Regions from separate parts of the Mus musculus genome. Here region 1 is linked to region 2. The links are chromatin loops, found by intact Hi-C in ENCODE. Cell type or tissue: heart. All regions are shown on one strand.

What was found. Peaks named below come from ENCODE experiments on the same cell type or tissue, not always from the same donor. Only the 100,000 strongest peaks of a DNase experiment are listed, where the experiment ranks them.
Region 1: a loop joins it to region 2, with 5 times the contacts of the local background. A loop is called at or near these places in 12 of 42 quality-filtered maps.

Annotation. Positions count from the first base shown.
Region 1 is chr7:133,853,042-133,861,041 of GRCm38, forward strand. Fank1 (fibronectin type 3 and ankyrin repeat domains 1) reads left to right here. Exons shown (of 11, transcript NM_025850.2): 2 at 125-302. Among named protein-coding and RNA genes, the nearest start is that of Gm51500, 77 kb to the right of the region's middle. In heart, a CTCF peak has its summit at 3,477 (motif pointing right); a DNase peak (open chromatin) is centred at 3,490.
Region 2 is chr7:135,483,637-135,491,636 of GRCm38, forward strand. Gm36356 (predicted gene, 36356) reads left to right here and starts at 2,285. Exons shown (of 8, transcript NR_166608.1): 1 at 2,285-2,527; 2 at 3,076-3,406; 3 at 4,693-4,860; 4 at 5,987-6,109; 5 at 6,323-6,719; 6 at 7,088-7,229; 7 at 7,551-7,777. In heart, CTCF peaks have their summits at 4,011 (motif pointing left) and 4,736 (motif pointing right); no DNase peak of the experiment used is centred here; H3K27me3 peaks cover 2,983 bases.

The sequences.
Region 1 (8,000 bases), 1.6 Mb before region 2:
GGAAGGGTCATGGTGAATTTCAGTGGACCAGTGTGGTCCACAGTTGTTGTTGCTGGATGTGTTGGGCCACCAGGCAGCTCCGGTCTTCTGGAAACGTCCCTGAACCCCATGTCTCTCTTTTCAGAAGTCGTGCCACTCTCAAAGCCGCATCCTCCTGTTGTGGGCAAGGTGACTCATCACAGCATCGAATTGTACTGGGATCTGGAACAGAAAGAGAAACGGCAAGGACCACAGGAGCAGTGGCTTCGGTTCTCCATTGAGGAGGAGGACCCCAAGATGCACAGCTACGGTGTCATTTACACGTAGGTGCAGGCATGCCTGCTTACACTTCATCTGGCTTTCCTCACGATAGAATGGTTTGGTTTCCCAGGTCACCGAGACACCCCCCCCCCCACGCTCCCCTGAAGTTATGGGCTGAACCGATGGACTCTTGGAATGAGCACTAGTGGTCAGCACAGGAACGAACCCCCTATGACTGAGAGCTTCTTTGACTCCAGAAGGATGCTAGTGTATTTGCCTATGGCAAAAATGCAGAGATGGAAAGGCAAGGTAGCAGGATGAAGTGAGCTGTGGTCCCCATCGGACTGTCCTCTGTGTGGATGCCAGGTGAAGCACCTCTAGTCCACACCAGCTGACTGCTCTAATCTCTTCTGACACGGTTGCCCCTTCTCAACTCTTTCCACTCAGAGTGGCCTCTATCTCAGCCTCCAGGCCAGGCTCGCCCCACATCAGGGCCTTGCTTGTTAGTGTCCCTAGCATTTTCTTCTGATTTATTTGGCCACCCTTCCCACCTAGATGAAGCCCCCTCCCCTATACTCCCTTCTTGCTCTAAAGGCCACAAAGCTTGCCAGTCCACCCACCCCGCCTGCAGCCTCACCTCAGCTCCCTGTTTGGGTGGGTGCCCATGAGAGTTGCGCTGGCCTGTTCTTTTTGGTGTCCCCACCAATGTTTAGGCATAATGGGAGATGGCCAAGGCTTCTGACTTGTGCAGTACTCTGACACAGTTCCTAGACCACTGCTGGCAGGCTGCAGGCCCTCGCAGTTATGGCTTTTACACAAAGTGCCACAAAGGGGAATCCTTGTCTTCATGGTAGCGTTGCCGTAACTTCCTTTGGCCGCTCAGCTCTTTGCAAAAGTCACTTCTTCCTGACACTTAGAAATACCAGAGAAAGGCAAGTGTGGTCTCGCTTAACCTTGATTGTAGGTTCTACAAGGCTTAGCACAGAAGAGCCCATAGGCCTCACCGCCCCCCACCCCCCACCCCGCAACCTTTCCCTGGTGCCCTGGGACACAGAAGACTGGCAATGATGTGGTCATAGAATGTTTAGTCAGCTACTTGTCTGTCCTTTCCTCTAGAGGCATTCTACCCAAGTGCTGATGTGGGACAGCCTGGATGGTGATGATGTGTGTCTGATCTCATGTCACACTGTCCCCTTTTCCCCTCTCCAGTGTCTTTTTTTCCCCTGCACCCCACTCTTTAATTGTTAGCTAAGCGATAATATCCTGATGTTTGAGAAGCATTTCTCTGTATTCAAATGAAAATAGTATTAACTGAAATATAGTTACCATATGAAAATAATTTTGGACCTTGAATCCCTGACTCAGTTAGGTTTCTATGACCAAAAGCAACTTGTGGAGAAAAGGTTTATTTCAGCTTACAGTTCCACACCACAGTCCATCACGGGTGGGGGCGGGGGCAGGGGTGGGGGCGGGGGTGGGGGTGGGGAGTCAGAGCAGGAACCTGAGGCAGGAACTGTTGCAGAGGTCATGGAGGAGTGCTGCTTACAGGCTTGCTCCCCATGCTTTGCTTAGCTTGGTTTCTTACACTCCAGGACCCCCTGCCCAGGACTGGCACCGCCCACAATGGGCATGGGCTCTTCCATATCAATCATTAATCAAGAAAATGCCCTATAGACTTTCCCATAGGTATATCTGGTCAAACATGTTCTCAACTGAGGTTCCCTCTTCCCAAATGACTTTAGCTTACATCAAAATTGACAAAAACAAAAACAAAAAAATTAGCCATCAAATCCCCAAGATTTTCTTTAATCATGTCACATGTTCTATTATGAAGGTGATTTCCTTCTAAACACATATATACATAATATAAAATGTATTGTGTGTGTGCATATGTGTGTGTGCATGTATATGTGCATGTGCAGGGATAGGTACCCATGGGGGCCAGAGGAGTGTGTTGAGTGCCCTGCTTTTTCATTTAGCCCCTATTCCACTGAAACAAGTTCTTTCATTAACACCCAGCTTGCCCTCTGGCAATGACCACCTGCTAAATTGACTGGACAGCAAACCCCAACTCTCCTCCTATCTCTCCCCACTCCAGTGCTGGCGTTGCAAGTGTGTGGGATCACAGCCAGCTTTCTTTCTTTTTTTAAAAAAAGATTTATTTATTTCATGTATGTGGGTATACTGTCGCTTCTTCAGATACAGCAGAAGATGGCACCAGATGCCCATTACAGGTGGTGGTGAGCCACCATATGGTTGCTGGGAATTGAACTTAGGACCTCTGGAAGAGCAGTTAGTGCTCTTTTTTTTTATTTTTTTTATTGGATATTTTCTTTATTTACATTTCAAATGTTGTCCCCTTCCCCGGTCCCCTCCCCCAAGCCCCCTGTCCTATCCCCCCTCTCCCTGCTTCTATGAGGGTGTTCCCCCAACCACCCACCCACTCCCACCCGCTGTCAGTGCTCCTAACCGCTGAGCCATCTCTCCAGGATCTGAACTCAGGCCCTGATGCTCTTTTTACCCACTGAACCATCCTTCTCATCTTTAATTATATTTAAGTATTTTTTAATGGAGGGAGAAAAAGACAGCCTTCTGCTTGTCTGACTTGGCCAGAGCATGGGGGAACTGTCCTGGCTATGTGCTTCTGCTGCTTCTTGGCCTGCCCTTTTCCTTCCTTTTTTCTTTCCTTCCTCTATTCTTTCTCCCTCTGCCTCCCCTCTCTTCTCTCTCTCTCTCTTCTGCTTCCCCTCTCCTCTCTCTCCTTCTCTCTCTCCCTCTCTCTCTCTTCTTCTTGTTCTTGTTCTTCTTGTTCTTCCTTCTTCTTCTTCTTCTTCTTCTTCTTCTTCTTCTTCTTCTTCTTCTTCTTCTTCTTCTTCCTCCTCCTCCTCCTCCTCCTCCTCCTCCTCCTCCTCCTCCTCGTTGTTGTTGTTGTTGTTGTTCTTCTTCTTCTTCTTTTTCTCCTTCTTCTCCCTCTCTCTCCTTGTTTCTTTCTTTGATACCAAGTGCCCAGGGTTCATCTAGACAGATACCAGCCACGTGCACCAGCCTCCAGCTGATACAGTGTCTGCGTCATTCAGTTGGCCCCAGAAGCCTGGCTGTGGTCTGGCCAGAGAACAGTCTGGGATAGCGGTCTGCCATCCAGAGCTGGTGGCATCATCTGCACACCCTGGCTCCAAGGGCCTTTTAGTGAAAGGTTTTATCCCTTGGAAAAGTGTGTGCATGTATCTGACCACTAGGTGGCAGGCTTGGACTGCAGCAGCCTCAACCTCATTCATCTTCCACCTCATTAGATCATTAAGGCAAATGCCTTCTTTACTAGGATGGTTATCTACTGCATGCTGGGCTGGTGGTACTGGGGCTTCCTCATGCCCTGGCAGTTTGGCTCTGGTCCATCAGCACTTTGTAGTCTGTATCACTGGAGTGATCTTTGGCTTGGGTTTCCCTTATACTTCTCAGAAGTACAGTTACCTAGTTTTGTGGGTTCCCCCTCTGCTCCCCTTCCTGAGGCCAGGGTATTCTGTTCTATTTCTGTCTGGTTCCTGTGTGTCCCACGCCCTGAACTACCCAGAATTTGCCAGTGAGATGAGTCTTTTTGCTCGTTGTCTCTTCTTTCTAACCTGAAGGTTGACTTGTTGTTTGTTTTTTTCACTCTCATTTGTCATATCATCTCAAGTGGGTCTTCTCTACATGGAAGGTGAAGGCTGCCATACAGTCTGACTCCTTAGGGTATTGTTTAATCATGTTCCACTGTGAAGGTTGTTCCCTTTTAAAGCTGTCCGTGTGTATGTGTGTGTGCACTCATGTGCATGTATGCACATATTTGTGTTGTCTGTTTCTTTGTGTGATATACATGGTGCATGTGTGTGTGTGTGCAGCTTGTCCACACCTGCTTGATTACCTCTTCTTTCTGAGCACAAACTGTCTCTGATGTAGGCACTTCCTGTCTTTTGAATATGCCTTGGCATCCTCTCTGTGTGTTTCTTGTTCTCTGTGCCCTTGTCCTGCCAGAGTAATATTCTGCATCAACTGTCTTGCTGTCTTACTGTTGCCCTTCCTTGCTGTGACAGTTGTCACCCTCTTGTGCTTTTTATTCACGTCATGTCATGTATTACTGAGTGCACATGACATTGCAAACAGTGTCCCAAAAGCCAGAAATATGGCACTGGAGTCAGATAGGAATTCCTCATGTTGAGAAAAACACCTGCTAAATGAGACATGCAAGTAAAAATGTATAGTGTGTCAGGGGTGCTAGGTCCTAAAGAAGAAAGAATGGGGCAGGTTAGGGGTCTGGGACCAGGATTAAGGGCCTGAAGCAAGTGTGGGGTACTGAAGGGGACTTTCCAGGCCAAAGCAGTGTCAAACAGGAAAGCTCATGGAGGAATGTGGAGAAGAGGTGTGAGCAGGTGGGGGTGTTGATGAGGTCGACAAGGTAGCAAGAGGTAAAGGTGTGGCTGTGACTTATCCAGAGAGCACTGGCTTTTACTAGAAAGAGGTTGGGGGGAGCAAGTGAAGTTGTTCGTCCAGAAGAGGCAGGGTCTACATGGTCTATGAGGGCCACTGTGGCTGCCTGAGATGAGGCTGTGGGAGGAGGGGCAGTAGGCAGCAGAGAGGATTAATCAGGAAGCTTGTGCCATAATTGAGGGGGGAGACAGAGGAGGAGTGTGTGAACTGTTTGGACACAGGATGCTTTTAGTGAAAGATTTAAAGCATTTGCAAGTGGATCCCGGTTCAGGCCTGTAATCCCAGGTACTTGGGAGGCCAAGACAGAGGAGGTCACTTGAGGCCAGGAGATGGGGACTAGCCTAGACAGATTTCCAAGGCTTCACCTCAAAAACCAAAGCAGAACACCTTAAAGTTTGCCAGTGTACTAGACCTCTATTAACTACAGGGTGTGAGTGAATGCCCTCAGGCAAGGGAGACTGTGTGTAGACTTGCATGTGCACACGTGCTCACACCACACCGTACCACACACTCACACACACACACACTCACAGGCATGCCCACCCATACCTTAGGGGACCAACCCTACCCAAACCATAGTGAGGACGCTCACTGAGCGATATAGTCTACCCATTCCTAAGAGTCACCTGCTCCAGTCTGAGCCATCCTTACTTTCTAGATTATAATTTTCAGCCCATGTAGTATTTCTGGACATTTATTCTGCTTGGTTTAGAGAGGTCACATTGTGGTGAGTGTATTTATGTTTCTCATGCTTGTCTGATTTTTTAAAAATTCAAACACTTTTTTTAATGCAATCAGAACCATTCTTTATTATCTTATATGGCTGTATAGCCAACTGTGTGTCTGTCTGTCTCCCAGCTGCCTGTGATGGCACTGGCTTCTGCTCCACTTTGGCAGGCGCAGCAGTCTTCTGATGGCTGGAAGCTGGCATGCAGGATGCTTCCTGGACTTTCTCTCTATCACTGCTGGCTACTGTCCAGGGGCTCCATCTTGCCATGCGGCCTCTCTATAGCAGGGAGTTAGAACTCCTCATAGTGGCTGACTCCCATTGCACCTGTGCGAAAGCTACAGGTTTCTCATCACCCAACCTCAGCATCACCCAGCTCCTCTCCTGCCACCTTCCTCCCATTCCAGGGCACAGGGTTAGACTCTTACCTGTGCCTCTGCATTGATGGATGGATGGCCTTGTTGAATGTGCACCTTTTTTGTTTGTTTGTTTGTTTGTTTGTTTGAGTGAAGAGGGATGGCTGTACAAAGTAAAGATACCAGAATGGAGCTGACTTTGCCAACAGAGGGCAGGGAACAGGGCCTGATGTTAGAGAGGTCCAATGATCAGGTTATTATTTATTTTTTTTGGCTCTGTTGGATTTTGGTGCCTGAAGTAACTTTGTGGTGGTTCAAGTTACTAATTTCTCCTGGAATCTCAATTTTGGATGAGCATCAAGGAGAAAGGGTCTTGGTAAACTTGGAGCTGGGTGATATAGCTGGACCTCACTGGGACATCTTCCCTCCCATGCCTGAATCTGATTCATCCTATGTGCACTCTGCTTGAAGGCACACGAGCCTTTCATCCTGGGGCTGGTGTCCTTTGAAACTTACATTTCATTCTGATACATCTTGTCTGTTGTAGACGTCAGAGAGACCTTCCCTGCAGGACACCATGCAACCCTCCCTTCTTCCACCCATCATTCCTCACGCAGGGGAATAAGCTCAGGAGAAAAATCAGGCTTCAGGCTCTGGATGGGATAGGGATGGGAAGGTGAAGGCTACTGTGTCACCCTGGGTCAGAGAAGCTCTGTTCTGGAGCCACCCCTCTAATGCCACACCTTGGAGAAGAGACTGCTTTTCTAGTGGGCTCTGGAGAGGAATAAATGAGGCTGAGGCCCATCTTTATTCTGCAGGCATGTGTTCAGGCAAGCTTCTATCAGCCACGATGCTGACTCCAGGCGACAGGGTCCACAGGATGTTGAATGATTTAACTCAGTCTTGAGCTCATCCAGGGCTGCCTGACCCAGCACCTTGCAAGAAACGGGCATGGGATAAGTTTGAATTGCATAGGACAGAACTTATGTGTAAATATTTACGTTGAGCACAAACATCCTTGAACAGTCAGTTTGCAAATGGTAATGTATGGCTCTGGCCTCTGCAGAAGCTCTGCTGAGGATGAGAGAAATGACAGAAGACAATGGTAAGCTTGCATGCATGGAGCCGTGGGGAAGTGTATTTGAAGGGAAGAAAGCAAGAATGAAGTGAAGCAGAGAGAAAAAGAACTGGAGATAGTGTGTCTCCTCATCAAAGATCAAGCCTTTGAGGCACAAGCCCAAATTTAGTTAGATACAGCATTGAAGCAGAGATACCCGGGATCTACTGAAAGCCCAGTAACGATGTCTGGTCGTAGAGTGAAGCTAAGAATTGAGTCAGATCAGGAGCCACATGTGATCCTGTCCCCTCTGAAGGCTTGTTGTCTTATAATGTGCACCAAAGCGGAGCCATCCCCTCAGCTTCTCTCATAGCAGAGAACTGTCACCTCCCTGCACCTTTTGGTTCCAGCATCCTCTGAGAGGGCAAGAGCAGGGCAGTAGGCTAGCCATTGTCCTGTTTTCTGGCCCTCTAGCCACTGTCCTGTTTTCTGGTTCTCATTTTCTAAGCTCCTGATTACAGAGTTCAGACATCATCCCTTGGAGCCATGGGCTCTTCACTGCTAGCCTCTAGTTAGACTTCTATCATAGAAACCTTAACTCCTGTTGCCCATCAGCATTCCTAGGTGAACTTACCTATGATGTAAGATGTTAGAGTTGTTTTGTACTGCATTGCCTGGCTTCCTAGCTAAACTGATTTGCTTCTGAGCAGCAAACCATCATTAGCTTGATTTCTTAAGGCCTGTTCCCTGCAGTATTTTGCTTGCTGTAGATATAGTAGCTATCAGTTTGTCAGCCGTATCTACCTACTTGAAGACTCTATTTGAAACTCACACGTGTGCAATAATTGTTCAAATGTGAAACTTTGTCATCTGAATATGAATTTTATGGATTAGTGTGATTATTTCTTTTGAAGAACATGTGTGTTGTCAGCTGTGCACCAAACACTGTGTTATGTGAAACTTTTTTGGGGGGAGTATAAACAAATGTTTATTTACTCTAGATAACAAACCAATAACACACTATGAGAACAATTTTACCAAAGAGCCACTTGATGAACCAATGAGATTTTTTTTTTCCTGGGAGGATGTGGGAGAGGTTAGGTATATGAGCATGAGGTCTCCAAAGGTAGTTGTGTCAAAGGTACTGACGAAAGAAAGC
Region 2 (8,000 bases):
AGCAGACAGTGCTCTTAACCTCTGAGTTCTCTCTCCAGCCCCTTAAGAAAATCTTAAAACCCGGAGGAGTTGCACTGTATAAGGCAAACCTCACTACCAGCGGACTCAAAACAAGCCAGGACATGGTCCCAGGGTTAAAAGAGCTTAACCCACTGGCTCAGAGAGAAAGAGCAGCCTAGGGGCTGGAGACCGGCCCCTTAGTCATTTGACGACATCTCATGCGCCTACAAGAGTTTGAGCTGCTGTTCTCTGGAGAAGCTTCCTTTCTTCTCTCACAGTGACCACTCCACTCTCAGCCTGGGCTGGCAGCCAGATGTGCAGGGAAGCAGAATGGATTTCCAGGCTGCTGGGGCCGAAAGGCAGGCTCTGGGTGTCTTCTAATCTATATTTTCCCCTCGAGGAGCCCCCGGAGAAAGAGATTAGCACTTGGTCCCTGTGGGGTCTGTTTACTGGTAAACTGATCCTTTACATAGCCATACTCTCTTCCCATAACCTTTTAAATATGGAGAAATGCTTGGGTGAAGACAATGGGGGGGTGATGGTGGTAAAGAACCCCAGGTGGCTGGGTCAGGGCTGAGCCTGCCCCTACCTGATACCCTCTGTGCACATCAAGCCTAGGATCTCACTAGAAACAAGTGAGTGGTGGCTTTGCCAGTTCCAAGCTGAACAACCCTTGGGATGGGCAATGCGATCCTATCCTGCCCCACCCACCCCATCAACACCCCAAAGGGCAGTGGAGAGTACCTGCCCCCGTGAATCCATCTGCAGCTGAGATTTCAGAGTACAGACGTCCATCCTAGCCAGCCTCATCCTTCCTTCGAGGCTGAAGGCAAGGAAGTAAGTCGTTGCCCTGAACCTTAGGCCATCTTAGATTCCGGGTGGGGGTTGGGGGGCAGATCTCACAAGACCGATTCTCTCAAGAGGAGCACAGCTATCCACAGCCTCCACAGCCGCAAGGCTACACCTTCAGCAGAAGAGAGGCCGTCTCCGAGGATTAGACTGATCCTTTAAACAATAGCATCCAGAAGGTCTTCTGGTCATGATACTGGATCACACAGAGACAACGCGATCAAACAGCCCACACCTTGACCTGGACAGCTTAATAAAGCATGTCTCCTGTCCCTGCCACGTCCACCCTCACCCCCAATTATTTCTTTATCTGAGTTCATGTCAGTACCCCAAGATAGACTGGGGTCACTGGGCCCCTTTATCTGTTGCTCTTCCCAATATGGCCACAGTTAATATCTGTTCTGTTTTCCCATTTGTTTCTTTAGTGTATTGGGGTGCGTGGATGAGTCTCGCTTTGTGGGGCTCCAAAACCCAGGCTTTACCCTAAAATCTCTGTGACATGCTACTTCACATTAATCAGACCTGTGTGCACAATTAGAGACTCAGAAGAAGGCCAGTGACAAAAATAAGTGGATCTGTGCCCCACCCCCACCCTCTTGCTGGAGACAGCACCAATCAAGCCAAGAACTAGAAACCTGTGAACACTCTTCCCTGAAAAGAAGCTCAGCAGAGGCCCGAGGGAGATTATTCCAAAAAGTTTGCCCCTGGAGCAGCACCAGGAACGTCCGTCAAAGGCTGGGAAGGCTGGGGCTCATTAGAGGAGATGAATCCTTTCCAAACCGCCTTAATCCCATCAAAGGATGGGGGGTGGTACCTGGGGTCCCTATAATCCCATCAAAGAGTGGGAGGGAGCCAGGGAGATCCTACCCCAGGTCCTGGAAGGAAGCTGGTTGCTAGAAATGGGAACAGTCTCTACCACAGGAAGGTAAGCCAGTCCACCTGCCCTCACCCCAGCAGCCTTTCAGAGCTGGAAAGACCCACCCTTCAAAACCTTATACTCTAGAAACCTCTTGAGTGTCCTGCTGAGTGTTTCCTTTCAAAGACAAATTAGTTTCAAACCCGAGGAGCCTGCTGCCTCTAGCCTACCAGCCTCAAGGAACCCCGGGCAGATGCCCCCCACCCCCACCTCCACCCCCACCCCCCAGAGCCCGGGACTGGACAGTCAATACCAAATTAAAACTGAGTTTAAAATAAATTAGCGAACAACAGCTCTCAGCCCTTCCTGCCGGCCTGCTGCCGCTGCTCTTTTCTTTTTAGTCCAATAAAACAATTAACTTTTACATCTCAATTTAGAAGCAGCTGCCTTGGGGGCAGGGGAGCTCTGGCTGGGAACGGCTCTACACAGGGAGAGCAAAGAATCCACTCATCCAGATAGCTGAAGCAGCCAGCGGGCAAGCTTGGCAGCTGCCACTCAAAGGGCCTCCAAAGGCCTGTGCACAGAGTGCTACTCAGCAAGCAGTCAGAGGTGGGGTTGGCAGATCTCGTGGCGCCCCGCTGTGGTTGCTCACAGCAAAGGATGCCGAGGAAGAGGGACCAAGGGAGCAGGCCAAACCCAACAGAAGCTCACTGCCAAGCCTTCAGAGCTCGCAAGGATGCTTTGCAAGAATCTGGGGTGCAGTCTGTGAAGTGTCACTGAGTCGAGACCACTTCCTGTCCCTTCTCTATCCAGATGGCACAGGTGAGGCCTTGGCAAGGGGACCAGCTTTCTGGGAGCTGACCAGGGAGAGCAGAGGCGATCTCAGGCCTTCAAGGCTGGATGTTGGCTGGCCAGCTGGTGGGTTGGGCAATGGAATGGAGATGGCTACCATCGCTGCAGACAGAAAGGAAGCCTGGGAGAGCGGTAGAGGCGGGATAGGAGGGTGAGAAAAGGAGCCCTAAAAGGAATAGTAGTGTTAGGATTGGAAAAGTGGGTGGGGGGGACTCAAGCCACTAGGGAGAGGCTGGACTAAGAAGCTGGAAGTCTGGCAGACAAGGTCAGCATAATAGCAGCAACAACGATTCCTGCGGCCTTTGGAGCAGCAGGGTCAGACCAACATGCTCTTGGGAAGGAAGAAGCAATTGCAGGAGGGGAATTAGAGGTTTGACAAGAGAGCCTGGAGTCTGCCTTAGATAGCGTAAAGGGGTCAGGGAGGGAGTGGCTTCAGAAAAAGAGGGGGTGTCACGGTGATTGGGGTGCAGCTGAAGTGAGAGAGGAATGGCTCGTCCTTCTAAGCCTTTTGTTAGCAGACCTTATGAAGGACCTGGTTCAGTACTCCCGTGCAGTTACAGATCATCATCACAGCAGGACGGGTGATGTCAGTCTCTTTGAAGATGTCCAAGACCCTGCGTGAAGCTGAAAGGAGGCTGTGTCTGGCAGAAGACACCACACTGAAATAGAAGAAATAGACCCTGCCTCTCCCCCACTTCTCCTCAGGTGGGGAGAAAGTTACAGGACAGGCAGCATCAGCAGAATGAGCCATCAACGGATGCTGATAGAGCATTGATCAAGGCAATGTAGCCGAGGACAACCCAAGGCTGTGAAGCCAAGCCCACAGAACTCAGGAGCCATTGCATCAAAGTGAGTCTTTAAGCCACCTAGAAGAGTGTGTGTCAGTCTGAGGTGACATGGCTTCGTGGGAAGCAATGTCTTCAGTGTGTCCACTGTGCTCTGTAAAAAGGCTTTGGCCCCAGGACCTCCTAGTGTCTGCACAGTGGGGATGTGTGTGCCTGGACACGCAGGCAGAATGCCAAGTACATACACACAGCGAGGAGGCCACTAGAGGGAAGGCTTCATGAGAGGGAAGCCCAGGGTTGCATGGGAGATACATAAGGCAGAGGGATTGCTATACTTGGGAGCCATGAAAACATATTGACTTTGATTTTTAAAAGGATTTAAGAAAAAATACATGACTATGGGGGCCACTATCAACAGAAGGGCCTGCATGCACGAATACACGTAAAACCCACAAATGAATGGGATTAGCGCTCCTTTAACCTGGTGATTCCTGGTGTGCACATGTGAGGGTGACTGTGAGAATTTAGGGAACCTCATGGACAAAGCTGCTTGGAGAAGTGCACCTCCAAACCACAGAAGATCACCCACTTAACAGGGGATGACCCATTCCCTCCCTGAGCTCTCTGCCAACTGCAGCAACGCATTTAACGGCCTCTGCTGCTCTCTACTGGTAGCTCCTGGAAACACACTTTTGCCTCTTGGGAGGGACAAGTTCCAAGCCGAAATGTGAACTCTGAGAGGCCCTGTGGACTCTCCAGGGGTGTCCTCATCTGCCAGAATCAATGTGCAAGTTTGCAGCAAACCCCAAAGTGAAATCCACACAGAAAATCACCCACCTAGTCTCTACATTTCAAAATCAATTCTAATAGAAGCAGCTACCCAGACTCATGATGGGAACAGTGTCTAAGAGATGAGAGTCCAGCGATCCCACCTTATCCATGGTGGGCTAGCTTTCCACATGCTCACATACCCTTTCTCATTTGTGCCCTGTAAATACAGAATGGAAAAATTACAGGGATGAGCAGGTCATGCGTTTTAAATTGCACATTGCTCAAATAGCAAGATGAAATCGCATTAGCCTCTCTATCCAGTGTATCCCCACTGTGTGTGTTCTCCAGCTGGTACTTATCTGAGCAGCTGTCTTGGTGATCAGATGGTCTGTTGTGGTACTGCAGAGATTGTGTTCAAGTCGTTAATAAGGGTGGGGGAGTGGGAGGCGTAGAACGGGCTGCCTAGGACTCTATGCAAGTGTGCTGCAGGCCACACGGGATGAATCATAGTATCACAAGGGTGTTTAACATTATTCCAGGTCTCAGGCTATACAGCCCAGGCACACTGTATTTCCATAGGTAATTGCTGGGTTCACTCACCATTCCTCAGTTCCTGAAGTGGCCACCAGGAGGCAGTGCTCCCGGGCATCTCCCAGGCACTCTTGGACCATCTGATCTCTCACATCTGATCTCTCAGGTGCTTCTCTGGCACATGGAAACAACTATTGGCAATGCACACATGGCTGAGTAAGGCTGGTTCCAGAGAACACCATGGACAGTGGCTGTGTTTGGGGAGGGGGGACGGGGGGGTCTGTGTTTTGAACTCTAGCCTACAACAGAAGTCTAGCTTACAAATAAGGAAACTGAAACCAGAAGAACTGGGGCCCATGGACATTGGTTGAGTACAGACACCGACAATCCTCAACTCTCTCCTTGGAAGAGACGCCAATAGTTCCTTAAAGCTCTGTCAATTATCACCAGGACGGACAGGCTTCCAGCAGTTCCCAGGTTAACATCAGACAGTAAGAAATCTCATATTGAAAGCTAGTCACCAGCACCTTTGCATTCCCAATGGTGTCTGTTGAGTGAAGTTTTCCTGGGTAAATGTGAACAAATGTCCACACACCCCAGATATGGTACTGTCCTAGATGGCTTTTCTGTTATGTGATAAAACACCACGACGAAAAACAACTTGGTGAAGAAAGGCTTTATTTCATCAGTTACAGACTATCATGAAGGGGGAAGGGGGGCAGGACCGCAAGACAGGAACCTGGAAGCAGGAGCAGGAGCAGGAGCCACCCAAGTGTGCTGCTCCCTTGCTTGTTCCTTGTGGCTAGCTCAGCCTGCTTTATTATTCAACCCAAGACCATCAGTCCAGAGATGGCACCACGAACAGTGGGCTAGACCCTCCCACATGAACATAAGCCAAGAAAATTTACTCTTAGACTTGCCTATAGGCCAATCTTGGGGAGGCAAGGTACCAATGACAGACCAGAGCACAACTCCACCCAAATCCAACTTGTGAGGCAATAACTCATTGACCTTATTTAGCACAGTTGAGGGTCTAATTAAGGAATGTAGGTGTCTTAGTCAGGGTTCCTATTCCTGCACAAAAGATGTGACCAAGAAGCAAGTGGAAGCTTACACTTTCCGCATTGCTGTTCATCACCAAAGGAAGTCAGGATTGGAACTCAGGCAGGTCAGGAAGCAGGAGCTGATGCAGAGGCCATGGAGGGATGTTACTTACTGGCTTGCTTCCCCTGGGCTTGCTCAGCTTGCTTTCTTATAGAACCCAAGACTGCCAGCCCAGGGATGGCACTACCCACAATAGGCCCTCCCACCCTTGATCGCTAATTGAGACAATGCCTTTCAGCTGGATCTCATGGAGGCATTCCCACAACTGAAGCTCCTTTCTCTGTGACAACTCCAGCTTGTGTCAAGTTGACACACAAAACCAGCCAATACAGTAGGTGACCCCAGAGCAGCTGCATTGCTGGTAAGTCTCACCCTAGCTTGGACACTGACTTCCCTATGACTGTATAGATGGAGTCTCTCCCCTCTTCAGCCAACTTTCCACTCTCTATATGTTCTAGCATCTCCTGAGGTTACATGTGATTTGGGCAGGATTATAAGCAGGTGGCAGGGTAGGGAGGTGACTGAGATCTCAGATGACAGTCCCGGGATTCCCCCACCCCCTCCTTTTGCAAAGGGCCATGAATAGTCACAGCTGCTTCTGATGAAGATGGTGATGGCTGGTATGCTTAGGAGACCGTTTGCAACAAGTGCCCTGAAGACACCCGGGGCTCACTCAAGAGGAGTCAATGGACGTAGCTGCTTGTCTTGGGGTTCAGCAGCACAATCTTTAGGGTACGTAGAGGAAGGAATGGGAGGAGCCTGAGACCCCTAACAGTGGACCTCTGGAATAATCCATCAGTCTGTTGTACTCATCTTTGGTTTTGTGGCAAATGTTTTATCTCTGAGTCATGTCTATTTCCTACTGCGATGGAGGATCAGCCTCTTGGCCCTCTCTGGTGGCTGTCCTTGGCTAGCAGAGCAGCGACTGTTCAGGTGTGGTGGTGGAGGAGTGACATCTGCAGGCCTGGGAGGTAAGGAGCAGTTGTGCTCTCACTGAGCAATCTGGGTCATCTCATTGCGTGGGTTGGGATTTTAATACTTTACCTCTGGGAAAAGGAATTATAAAATTACACAGCAGCTATGAAAGCACCTCCTCGAAAACATGAGGCTCCTAGATTCCTGCATGTCCCCTCCTCACTGTTAGTGTCACCCACAAAGTATTTTCCTAGAAGCAGATTAATGTGATTATTCGTGAGCTTAGCCAAAGAGGCTTGCAGGGAAACAGGAAATGAAAATGTGAACTCAGAACTGAACAGCAGCATCCAGCTAGGGCAGCTGGGCTTCACTCGGCTTTGAAACCTTGGGTGAATCGATTTTGACCTTTCTGTGCTTGGGTTAGCTCATCTGTTACAGTAACACTGCAGCCTGGAAAAAAGGAACTCACCCGGTGGCTAATGAAGAAATGCAATGCAGACTCTCAGAACCTCGGGAACAGCCGCTAATGACAAACTGCAGGGAGATTCACGATCATGGCTGCGGTGGTGAGAAAGGAAGGATGCAGGGGAAGAGTGGAGGCTGGACTTCCACATTCCCATCCATTTCTTTCATGTAGAAAATACTGGAGGAAGACTGGGGATGGGGCATGTGGCTGAATAGTTGCTTTGTGTGTGTCAGGTCGTGGGTTCAAGCCTCAGTACTGAAAACTAAAAAAATTAGAATAAATATGTTCACGATGTGAACGGAACATAACACTAATTGCACCGTGCACTGGAAAATGCTGGAAACATGGCTCTGAAAAGATTTATCTGGGTAGGGGAGCTGAAAAGATGGCTTGGTGGTTAAAGGGGCTACTGCTCTTCTAGGGGATCTCGGTTCCGTTTCCAGGATGAGGCAGGAAGATTACAAATTTGAAGACAGTTCGGACAACAGAATGAGAGGCATCTTGTCTCAACAGGCCAAAGAGCAAACTAAAGAAAACAAGCAAGCAAACCAACAAAAAAAGCAAAACAACAAAAAAGCAACAGCAGCCAGCGTTTATCATGTTACGATTACCCTGCACTGAGCCCGCCTGTTTAGAGTATGCAGCTTGGTGAGTCCTCAGCTAGGCAGCTACGTTATCCAAGAAAGTTATTATCAAAGAAGCAATTATCTAGGCAGAGGCAGGTGGACTTCTGAGTTCGAGGCCAGCCTAGTCTACAAAGTGAGTTCCAGGACAGCCAGGGCTATACAGAGAAACCCTGTCTCAAAAACAAACAAACAAACAAAAAAACCCCAAAACAAAAAAGCAATTATCTGCAGTCACAGCTGTCAAC